2 separate regions of the Homo sapiens genome follow, and region 2 is linked to region 1. Evidence: chromatin loops called from intact Hi-C (ENCODE). Cell type or tissue: heart left ventricle. All regions are shown on one strand. Each heading gives the region's core, and the rest is flanking DNA. Links, peaks and the distances in the headings are about the cores only.

Evidence for each region. Peaks named below come from ENCODE experiments on the same cell type or tissue, not always from the same donor. Only the 100,000 strongest peaks of a DNase experiment are listed, where the experiment ranks them.
Region 2: a loop joins it to region 1, with 2.3 times the contacts of the local background. A loop is called at or near these places in 3 of 110 quality-filtered maps.

What each region holds. Positions count from the first base shown.
Region 1 is chr1:18,947,263-18,952,627 of GRCh38, forward strand. All of the region lies in intron 1 of IFFO2 (intermediate filament family orphan 2), which reads right to left. Among named protein-coding and RNA genes, the nearest start is that of IFFO2, 6.7 kb to the right of the region's middle. RefSeq lists enhancers at 2,919-3,838, 2,960-3,089, 4,220-4,349, 4,380-4,519, 4,720-4,769 and 1 more. In heart left ventricle, for the core only: a CTCF peak has its summit at 2,974; DNase peaks (open chromatin) are centred at 1,989, 3,538 and 4,312; H3K4me3 peaks cover 2,291 bases; H3K27ac peaks cover 3,521 bases.
Region 2 is chr1:19,051,962-19,057,259 of GRCh38, forward strand. No RefSeq gene overlaps it. Among named protein-coding and RNA genes, the nearest start is that of IFFO2, 98 kb to the left of the region's middle. In heart left ventricle, for the core only: no CTCF peak of the experiment used is centred there; no DNase peak of the experiment used is centred there; H3K27me3 peaks cover 2,962 bases.

The DNA of each region.
Region 1 (5,365 bases), core at 88-5,087:
AACAGCCACCAGAATGCCCGAGGCCCTCTGCTGCTGGTGATCCGTGGATGAGAACCTCGGGCTGGCTGTGCCCTGAGGACACTCAGGGGCCGGGCAAGATAAATGGAGCATTAATTGAGAGCCTGAGATCCACAGCCTGCCCCAGCTTTGCTAGGCAACATTTCACAGAAATGAAAACTGAGGCTCACAGCAGGAAAGCGGCTTGCAATGGGCATGGCCCTTTCTGGGTACAGCACAGGATAAAGGTTGGATCTGGAGCCTGACTTCCAAGTTACTTCTCCTCTCTGAGCCTCGGTTTCCATCCTGCAGTGCCACCACCGGGTTTAAATGAGACCGCGTGGAAATCACCAGACGGGTCATAATATGTGTTCCCTGTTCCCCAACTCCTCCCCTGCCAGCCCTGCCAGCCCCCATTGAGACCTTCTCCAAAGAGCAGGGGCCTGGACAGGCCTGCTACAGTGGCCCGGGAGCCTCATCTGCCTGCTACTGCCAGTGATTCATTTGCTTCTCAAGAAATAATTTCTGTAAAGTGACAGCAGGGAGTCTTCCCAGCGCAGCAGCCGCCTCCTATTCTGCCACCCGCCATGGCAATATTGTGACAGGTGCTGGGGAGACCCCGTGCCTCCTGCCTGCCTCCTCACCCTGAGCCAGCCTTTGGCAACCTCCAGGGGCATGGGACAAGGCCACCTCCTGGGAGGAGCACTGACCTTGGGGTCCAGAGACCCAGACGGACTCGTGGCGAGATCTGGGACAGAAGTCTTCACCTCTCTGAACCTCTCATTTGTAAAATGAGCATAATCACTTCCCACTGCTTGGGACTGCTCCCATAATTATCACATATTTAAAGAAGTCATCACTGCACCTAGCACAAAGTAGGTGCTCAATAAACGGAAGCATTAAGCCATATTGATTTATTTTCAAATCCTTTTGCAAAATGTTTTCCTACTGCACTGTTTTAATTGACTTTTACCTCAACCCTGGGAAGCAGAACTCGTAAGAAACCACACCCCCATTGTACAGAGCGACAAACTGAGGTGCAAGAGATTAAATGGCATGCACAGAGTTGTGCTACATTACGGAGAGAACGTAGTCTTCATAGGGTTGCTGGGCAAGCCCACCTTCCCACTGTCCCCATTCCCACGTGGGCATAGTGAAGCTCAGACCACATCGCAGGCAAACCCAGACCAGGACCTGGGCTCCACGGACCCTCCAGAGAACCAGGCATTGCCATTTGCCAGGTTTACTGTTGGGTGAAAACTACCCTCTCTTGTACCAGGTCTAGAATGAGAAACCACATCCTGCTCAGGAAGCCAAGCACCCGGTGCCCAGTGTGGGTGGGAGGACACTCCCCTCGTGGGCAGGCGGCGGCAACATCACAAACCTTCAGCAGTCTCCCATCTGGCCTGGAATTTTCTAAACACCTCACAGTCTGGCAATGCTCAAAGGGCTGTGCAACTCACAGATGCTGCCAGCAAAGGGCACGGGACACCCTCTCCCAGTTTCCAGCTTGGTTCTCAACCTCTGCCCACCCCACAGGGCCAGCACAGATCTGCCTCTGTAGGGCACCCACTCTCTGCCCTGTGAAATCATTCTGAACTTGACTGTTTACACGCCCTGTGCTGTAGCTAGGCGAGCCTGTCTACTTCTTCCACAACCTCCGGACACAGAGCTTAGCATCCCTGTTTTACAGATGAAGAAACTGAGGCTCGAGAGGCAGTGACTAGCCCAAGCTCACTCGGCTTTTAACTCCTGCCCTGGGGCCCCAGCACCCTGCACTGCCAGGCTTGGGGGTTCATTCAAACTTTGAACTTTGGCCCAGGCCTTCTGATTCCAAGTGCAGGCCCTCCCCTCCACAAACAGCCGAATCCCTGGACGTGGTCTGTGTTGTCCGTCTTCTGTCCCATCCTCCTGGAGGCCTACTAGCTCACAGCAGCCAGACACAGAGGCCTCCCTGCTGCATGAGTATTTACTCAGCATGGACCTTGGCCAGGTCCTGGCTGGGATCTGCCAGTGGGAGACGAAGCCAGAGTTGGAGCCGGCCCCCACAGAGCTTCCAGTCGATGCAGGGGCAGACACATGCCAGGTAGTTACAACTCCGGGTGTGGGGGGCTGTGATCGGGAGGTGGTGGGTGCTTAGGACCGCCTGACAGCAGAAAGTCAGGAAAAAGCAACACATCCCTAATCCTGAGCACAGGGACATGACAGGGCTGCCTCCTTCCCGTCCCGGGCCTTCAGCCATCCGCGACATAGGAAATAAATGGAATGCCAGCCGGCCTTCACCTCTCAATGCGATCAAAAGCCAGGACTGCAAATGCAAAGCCCACAGCCTCCGGTGTCACTGACACATGGCACAGTTTAAATCAATTCTCCTGGAAGGCAACGCATCTCGTTGCAGCAAAGGGCGTGTTCAAATTCCGGGTCTACCCTTCTGTGTCCTTCAAACACGGTCATGTGTGGGGACGTGGGCCACAGGACTGAACGGAGAGTCTGGTGTGTGCATCTGCATGTGTATGTGAATGTGTGTGTGTGCACGTACATGTGTGTGAGTGTGAGTGTGCATACACGTGGGGGGAAGGGGGACCCGGGGACCCGCATCCGGTCTCGTTTGCCAAGGCAAAGCCCCGCCTCGCATTCCTCTGAGAAGGAATCTTCAGCGTCAGCTGTCTCCCTGCTTCCTTTTCTTTTCTGGGACCTCATTCCCCTCCCTCTAGCTTGAGGCTCTGAGAATCGCTCCCAAATTTGTCCCCAGTGAGAATGCCAACCCAGCCAAGGGATTCTGTAATATAGTTCTCAAGGGACCCGAGGCGCTAGATGGAGGGGTTTGTGTGTTTCTCTTAAAGGAAGTTGGGAGAAAGGGCTGGGGGATGGCGAGAGATTTCCGGAGGCACAAATCAACTGCTAAGAGTAGGTCAAACAGCCTTCTTAGATGCCGGACAAAGAAGCAGCCGTTCTCCCTCCACCCCCAACACCATCTCTGGCGCCTCCATGGGACAGAGAGAGCGGCGACATGCCCTGAAATGGACTTGTTAGGCAGTCAGGGCCATGCTGAGAAATCCTTGTAAATTAAAGGAACAGACTTTGCCAGGGGAAGGGGGCTGGGCTGGGGTGGAGGTAGGTATGCCCAAAATCTGCCAAGCCCCAGGTACCTTAACACCAGACCTCATTTGTTCCTTCTCAATCCCTGGGAGAGCAACAAGATGATCCCTCTTTTACAGAGGACGAAGCGGGGAGCTCCACGGGCAGCTCAGAGAGGCCAAGCCACTTGCCCATGTTCACACAGACAGTGGCAGAGCCAGGATGCAAAACCCTTTTCCACCATCGAAGGCTGCCTCACTGGAAAATCAGAAATAAAGAATCCGTATCGGTGCCAGCTTCAGAAATAACGAAAGTGTCAATGGGAGTGGCAGGGAACAAAGCCCTCAGCTTTCTATTCCAGGGCAGCCTTCGGGCTTCGGGACATTCAGGGGCCAGCACCCACCTGCTTGAGGGCCCCCCTGGGGTGTGACGGGAATGGGCGGGGGACACTCCAGCTGACCCACCCACCATCCCTTTTTGGAGTCCTCCATTCCAGCCGACAGCCCAGCCCCTTCCGGCTCACAGTCAGAAATAGCTGTGACAAAAGTCCCTCCCATCCCAGAAAGTGGCTTTTTAAAAAAATGTTTAAAACAGACATACAAAAAGGTGGAAAGAACATAACAAAGCCTCGACTGCTGGCGGATGATGCGGGCATCATGTCGAGGCGGGGAGGCCAGCTCTGCACGGCAGATGGAAGGTCTGTCCAGCTCAGCACTGAGGGCCAGCCCCCCTCTGGGCCTTGGTTTCCCCACCTTTAAAATGAAAGTACTCAGCTGAATCAGCGGTTTCTTTCTTTTTAAAACAGCAGAACCCTTTTTAAAATGGAATACTTTTTGGACAGTCTGGGAGTCAGAGAGGCATGGAGCTATGGTGGGCAACATGGGTCAAATCTCAGGTACTCAGCCTCCCACTGTCCCCCGAGTCTCCCAAGGCGCCCTGCTATGGACTCCAGGGCTCTAAAAAGCCCACCTGAAAGCCACCAGGCTGAATGATCACAGTGGTCTCTCCAGGCTCCCAAACCACCCTCCAATCACCCCAGGCACCAGGAAAAAAAGAAACCTAGCCTCCAGGCTGACTTCAACTGGGGGGCGCATACAGTCAGCCACTCGCACGGGAGGGAACCAGGCCAGCCAGCTGCAAATCACACTAGGCCTGAGGGGGCCAGGATGGCTGGACAGGCTTCTGGACAGGGACACCAGGCCCCCAAAAGAGTCGCCCTGTCTGATAGGCAGCTAGGCCAGCACTACTAGCGCCGGGCAACTTCCTCTACCAGCCCAGGGCAACTTCCCCTACCAGTCCATGGCAACTTTGTGACAGCTGCCAGGCTGGAGGGACCTTTTTCTTGACAGCCTTAAAGATTTCCTGCATCCTTCCTTGGAGCCAATGAAGACAGGGGAAACGGTTGAACCGGTTAAGCCTGGGGATGGGATGGCCAGCGCTGCCTATGCCTGGAGCCTGGACCCTAGTTATCTGGGGCAGAGATAGGAGAGGGAAGGGGAAGCCCAGAACAGAGAAAGGCTTCAGCGAACACAGTGTGGTCTCCAGAGGCAGAAAGATCAGCCACAACACGGGCCTCTTGGAGTCACTGACCTAAAGTAGAGAGCAAGCTGAGAGAGATCACCCACAGGAACTCCTGCATGTAAAGGTGGAGGAGCTGAGGCCCAGAGAGGGCAGCGGTTGGCCAGAGGTCACACAGCACCTAGTGGCAGAGCTGGACCTAAAGTCCAGGTCTCCTGGATGCCAACTCAGGGAACTCTCCACTGTTGAGTTCAGATAAACTCAGTGGGAAACTCCAGGGAAAAGCCCCCAGCTTGCAAAGTCAGAACAAGATATTTTAGTGGCCCTGGGTGGTGACAGAGTAGAGATGTTTGTTTTGGTTTCCAAATCAACGCTTGACAACCTCGTCCTCATTGCGGCTTCAGCGACCACATTTCCCACGTGGTAAAGACCTGGTTGGGCCAAGGGAAAACCAAAGCAGTGGTGACTGGGGCCAGGACCCAGGCACCCCAGGCCAGGGGCTCTGGTTTGGGTTGGTGTTTCCAAAGCACAGTTTGTGGACCACTGATGGCACATGAGATGATGCTCGGTGGTATACAGTTGACGTTTTAAATTTAAAATACATTGAATACCTGGGTGGATTCATAAACACAATATGGTCTATACTACAGAGGAATATTTTTAGCTATAAAAAGGAACAGCCTACAAATACATGCTACAACATGGATGAACTTCAAAAAAAATTCTCTAAGTGAAAAAAGCCAAACACAAAAGACTGCAGAGTGTATGTTTC
Region 2 (5,298 bases), core at 1-5,000, 100 kb after region 1:
CACTGCTACTGGGGAGTTGCTGCTTCCAGTCCCTCTCAGTAGACAAGGCCATGGGGACCCCTAACCCCCACATCATTCAAGGGTCAACTGTACATATAGACTGTACATATGTCCACACACACTCACATATGTGTATATGTATAGTAAATATCTAATATACACATTTGCATGTGTATATGTTTGTATTTATTGCTCTCTTATATTGAAAACCCTGGCCAGGTGCGGTGGCTCATGCCTGTAATCCCAGCACTTTGGGTGGCCAAGGTGAGCGGATCACAAGGTCAGGAGCTCAAGACCAACCCGACCAACATGGTGAAACCCCGTCTCTACTAAAAATACAAAAATTAGCCAGGCGTGGTGGCGTGCGCCTGTAGTCCCAGCTACTCAGGAGGCTGAGGTAGGAGAATCGCTGGAACCCAGGAGGCAGAGGTTGCAGAGAGCCGAGATTGCGCCATTGCACTCCAGCCTGGGTGACAGAGTGAGATTCCATCTCAAAAAAAAAAAAAAAGAAAGAAAGAAAAAGAAAACCCTGAGTTCACACTGATATTTCAAATTCCAGTCCAACAGCACGGGGCTCCTTTGCGTTTTCTCCCTCTCCATATGTGTAACTCCGGCTCTGATGTGACATTCCAGCAGCTCTGATGTGACATTCCAGCAGCTCCAATGTGACATTCCAGCGGCTCTGATGTGACATTCCAGCGGCTCTGATGTGACATTCCAGCGGCTCTGATGTGACATTCCAGCTTCCTTTATGCTTCACGTATTTAATTTACCAATTCCCTCAATAGCCCCTTCTCCATACACACACACACGTGCAGGGACACCCTCAACTCGGGCTTGGCCCTCCACGCCAGACCTCCTCCCCACCGGGTCACCTTCCATTCGTTGCCAGAGCTCAGGCATCCTCTGTGGGCCACTCCCCCACCTATGTGGACACCTTTCTAACCCCTCCATGGGTGACCTTCTCCCCAGCTCAGGCCCTGACCCCCCGACCAGCCACTGTCCCCACTCAGACATGATCCTCGCCAGAGCTACCAAATGGCAAAGCTAAGATGCAAACCCAGGTGTGTCTGCTCCACACCCTGAGCTTTTTTTTTTTTTTTTTTTTATGGAGTCTCACTCTGTTGCCCATGCTGGAGTGCAGTGGTGTAATCTCAGCTCACTGCAACCTCCGCAATTTAAGCGATTCTCCTGCCTCAGCCTCCTGAGTAGCTGGGATTATAGGCACACATCATCATGCCCAGCTAATTTTTTGTATTTTTAGTAGAGATGGGTTTCGCTGTGTTGGCCAGGCTGGTCTCGAACTCCTGACCTCAAATGGTCCACCCGCCTCAGCCTCCCAAAGTGCTGAGATTACGGGTATGAGCCACTGAGCCCGGCTGCCCTAAGCTCTTGATCGCCATGTTCTCTAAAACTGAGAATGAGCCCATTTTGTCTGCCAAGTGATTTTTTCCCAGCAGGAACATCAAGGGAATCAAGGGAGTTCTCAGCCTCAGCCTGGACTGATTCCCCTTGAGGGTGAAGGAAGGCACCCCCGCCTCTAGATCTTCCTTCCGCAGGGCTGCAGACCAGCCCCCAGCCCTCCTGCCGGCTCCTGGCCTCAGCAGGGCCCTCGTGCCTCCCTGATGGGGAACTCAGGAATTGGGAGGGATCCACCCGCCTATGGCAGGTGATAAAAACAGCTTGTCATGTTCACAGCGCTCTACAGTTTGCAAAGCCCTTGGTAGAGGTGCTGGGTCCTCACAACAGTCCTCCCAGGGCCAGATGAGTAAACACACTTTACAGTCAGTGAAACAGAGGCTCACAGTGGGGAAGAGACTTCATCCAAGTCCATATCATACAGCCCCTGGAGTCAGAGCTGAAAGCTCATCCAAGACAGACCGAGCCAGGCTCCACCCTTCACACACCCCTTCTGCCACCCCGCACCCTCTGCTTCCCTCTTTGGGGGATGGCTTAGCTCTGAAAGGCTCCTATCTCCCCTGAACCTCTCCTAAGGACGCTCAGGTGTGTGGCTCTGGACCATGTGGGACCAGGTGGTTCCTTCCCTGCCCTTCAGCACTCACAGTCTGAAGCAGACATCCTGCGGGGGGCAGTTTGGTGCCCACACCCTCTCCTCCTAGAAGCCCGGCCACCCTCCCCTTTAACTGGGACCAGCAAACTAGGGGGTGAGTCTGCGTTGTGGGGGGTTAACTCATTTGTTTCACTGTCCCAGTGTCCCATTAGCACCCAGGTCAGACATCCTCTCTCAAACAGGTGGGCTCAGCCCATCCGAGTCTCACGAGAGACACCCAGCCCCAGCATAGGACAAGACCCCCAAGGTCAGCAGGAACTGGTGCCAGGGCCCGCCCGAGGGTAAGGGCGGCTCCCCAAGCCCAGCATTTGCAGCTCTTCTCAGGACTCATGGCAGGCGGGGCTGGCCGGGAAGGAAGGCAGGCACCCTCATTAGCCCCACACGTGTACCACGTGGACCGGGCCCCTGAGCCACACAGCACTGCCTCGTGGGAGCCCCAGGGAAGCTGGGCTCTGCAGCTGGAGCAACTCCACTGGTCCAGGGGAGAGGCACCTGCAGTGAGTCAGCCGAGCTGAGCTCAGCACAGAACTCCTTACCCGGCCCCGCCAGGGACGCCACTCCCCACAGTGGGAACAGCCTTTGTGCCCCCCAGATTCCACAGAAGGGGAACTGAGTCTTGGCTCTGCCAGGTATGTGGTGCCTCCCAAGGCAGCAGACCAGTGCCCATGAGGAGGGACTGCTGGGTGTTTCTGAAGCCTCTGCCCACCCCAGAAAACTATAGGGTCCCCCACCCTCCCCAGTGCATTCTTGAGGTTCGCAGCCCCTCTCCCCCAGGACAGAGGACAAGTCATGGGCAGCTGAGAGGCGACTGGGGACAGGACCTTGGCTTTGAGAGCCCTCTGTGGCCATGGTAAAGGCGGGGCAATGCACAAAGCGCCTTCTGCTGGAGGGTGGGCACACGTGAGCCAAGGGGCAGAGAACCACCTGGAAGGGTGAGGGGCTTGTGGAGAGGTCCCTGGGGGCGCTGGCCAGCTCAACACCTGCTCACCATGCTCCCCTCGTTACTCCCCATGTTGGGGCCTCAGCTTCCCCACCTGCAAAAGGCGTCTGTTGTTTCGGATCAGTGGTTTCTATGTTGTTCTCCAGGGAGCCTGGGAATTCTGCAAAAGCACCTCTGTGGCCCCTCTTGGGGGAGCGAGTGAGACAATGTCCCCAGGGCTGGACCTTGAGCAGCTCCGGGGGTGAGGCTTGGGAGGGGCTTCCGTTTAAGGAAATAACAGGATGTGAAAATTGAGAGGAGCCCAGGAGCCCCTCAGCGCTGCCGTTCCCTCCTCCCTTCCACTAACCTCTTTCAACAACCAGACGGCGCAGACCTGCTGTCCACAGGGTACTAGTCGGGCACTGGGGCATCTTCAGACATGACAGTCATGTGGTCCCCGCCCAGGATCATTGGGAAGGTATTGTGAACAGGTAGGGATAAGCCCAGGACCAGGAGATGGGGCTGGGGACAGAAATGAGTTGATACCTGCCTCGGTTTCCCTAAAGTGCATGTCCTCAAAAGGTCAAAGATATAACGAACCGTGAGGCTGCCGAGAGAAAAATCCTCAAGGTTATATCTACTTCAATACCAGGGCTACAAGGAAAACAGTTTTTTGTTCTATCCTTGGGGATCTCAGGTCACCAGGATCTGATACTTAAAGGATAATTACTCCTCAAAAAGCCACAATTAGAACTACCATAAGATCCAGCAATCCCACTGCTGGGTATATATCCAAAGGATATGAAATCGATGTATCAAAGAGACAGCTGCACCCCATGTTCATGAGCACTGTTCACAACAGCTGAGAGACGGCATCAATCTGTGTCCGCAGATGAAAGAATGGATAAAGAAAATGTGGGCCACATTCACAACAGGAGACTATTCAGCCTCAAAAAAAGAAGGAAATCCTGTCATTAGCCACAGCGTGGCTGAACCTGAAGGACATTATGTTAAGCAAAATAAGCCAGACACAGAGAGACAAATACCACATGATCTCACTTATATGTAGAATCTACAAAAGTCGCACTCACAGAAGCAGTGAGCAGAACGGTAGTCGTCATGGGCTGGGGGTGGAGGGCTGGGGAGATGTTGGTCAAAGGACACAAAATTTCAGTTAGACAGGAGGAACCAGGTCAAAAGATCTCACGTATCACATGGTGACTCTGGTGAATAGCAATGTATTGTCTTCTTGAAAATTACTAAAAGACACTCGGGAGGCTGAGGCAGGAGGATTGCTTGCACCCAGGAGTTTGAGACCAGCCTGGGCAACAAAGTGAGAGCTCATCTCTACAAAAACATCAAAAAAGTTAGCCGTGTATGGTGGCACGTGCCTGCGGTCCCAGCTACTCAGGAGGCTGAGGCAGGAGGATCACTTGAGTCTATAGTGAGCTGTGATGGTGCCACTGCCCTCCAGCCTGGGCAACAGAGCAAGACCCTCTCCCCCGCCATCCAAACAAAAAAAAAAAAAGAAAAGAAAGAACATTTCTAAGAGATTAGATTTTAAGTGTTTTCAACCAGAAAAAAAAAAATAAGCCTGTGAGATAATGCATAATTAGCTTGATTGAACCATTCCACAATGTAATCAAAATATCATGCTGCGCACCATCAATATGTACGATTTTTAATGGTAAATTAAAAAGAGAGAAAGAGGCTGGGCTTGGTGGTGCATGCGTACACTCTGGAAGGCTGAGGCAGGAAGATTACTTGAACCCAGGAGTTCGAGACCCGCCTAGGCAACATAGTAACCCCATCTCCACAAAAAATTTAAAAATTAGCCAGGTGTGGTGGCGCATGCCTGTAGTCTCAGCTACTTGGGAGGCTGGGACGGGAGGATCTCTTGAGCCCAGGAGGTTGAGGCTGCAGTGAGCCTTGATCATGCCACTGCACTCCAGCCTACGGGCAACAGAGCAAAACCCTGTCTCAAAAAGAGAGAGAGGCCGGGCGCAGTGGCTCATGCCTGTAATCCCAGCACTTTGGGAGGCCAAGGCGGGTGGATCACCGGAGGTCAGGAGTTCGAGACCAGCCTGGCCAACATGAGGAAACCCCATCTCTACTAAAAATACAAAAATTAGCTGGGCATGGTGGTACGTGCCTGTAATCCCAGCTACTAGGGGGGCTGAGGCAGGAGAATCGCTTGAACCCGGGAGGCAGAGGTTGCAGTGAGCCAAGATTGAGCCACTGCACTCCAGCCTGGGTGAGAGAGCGAGACTCTGTCTCCAAAAAAAAAAAAAGAGAGAGAGAGAAAGAG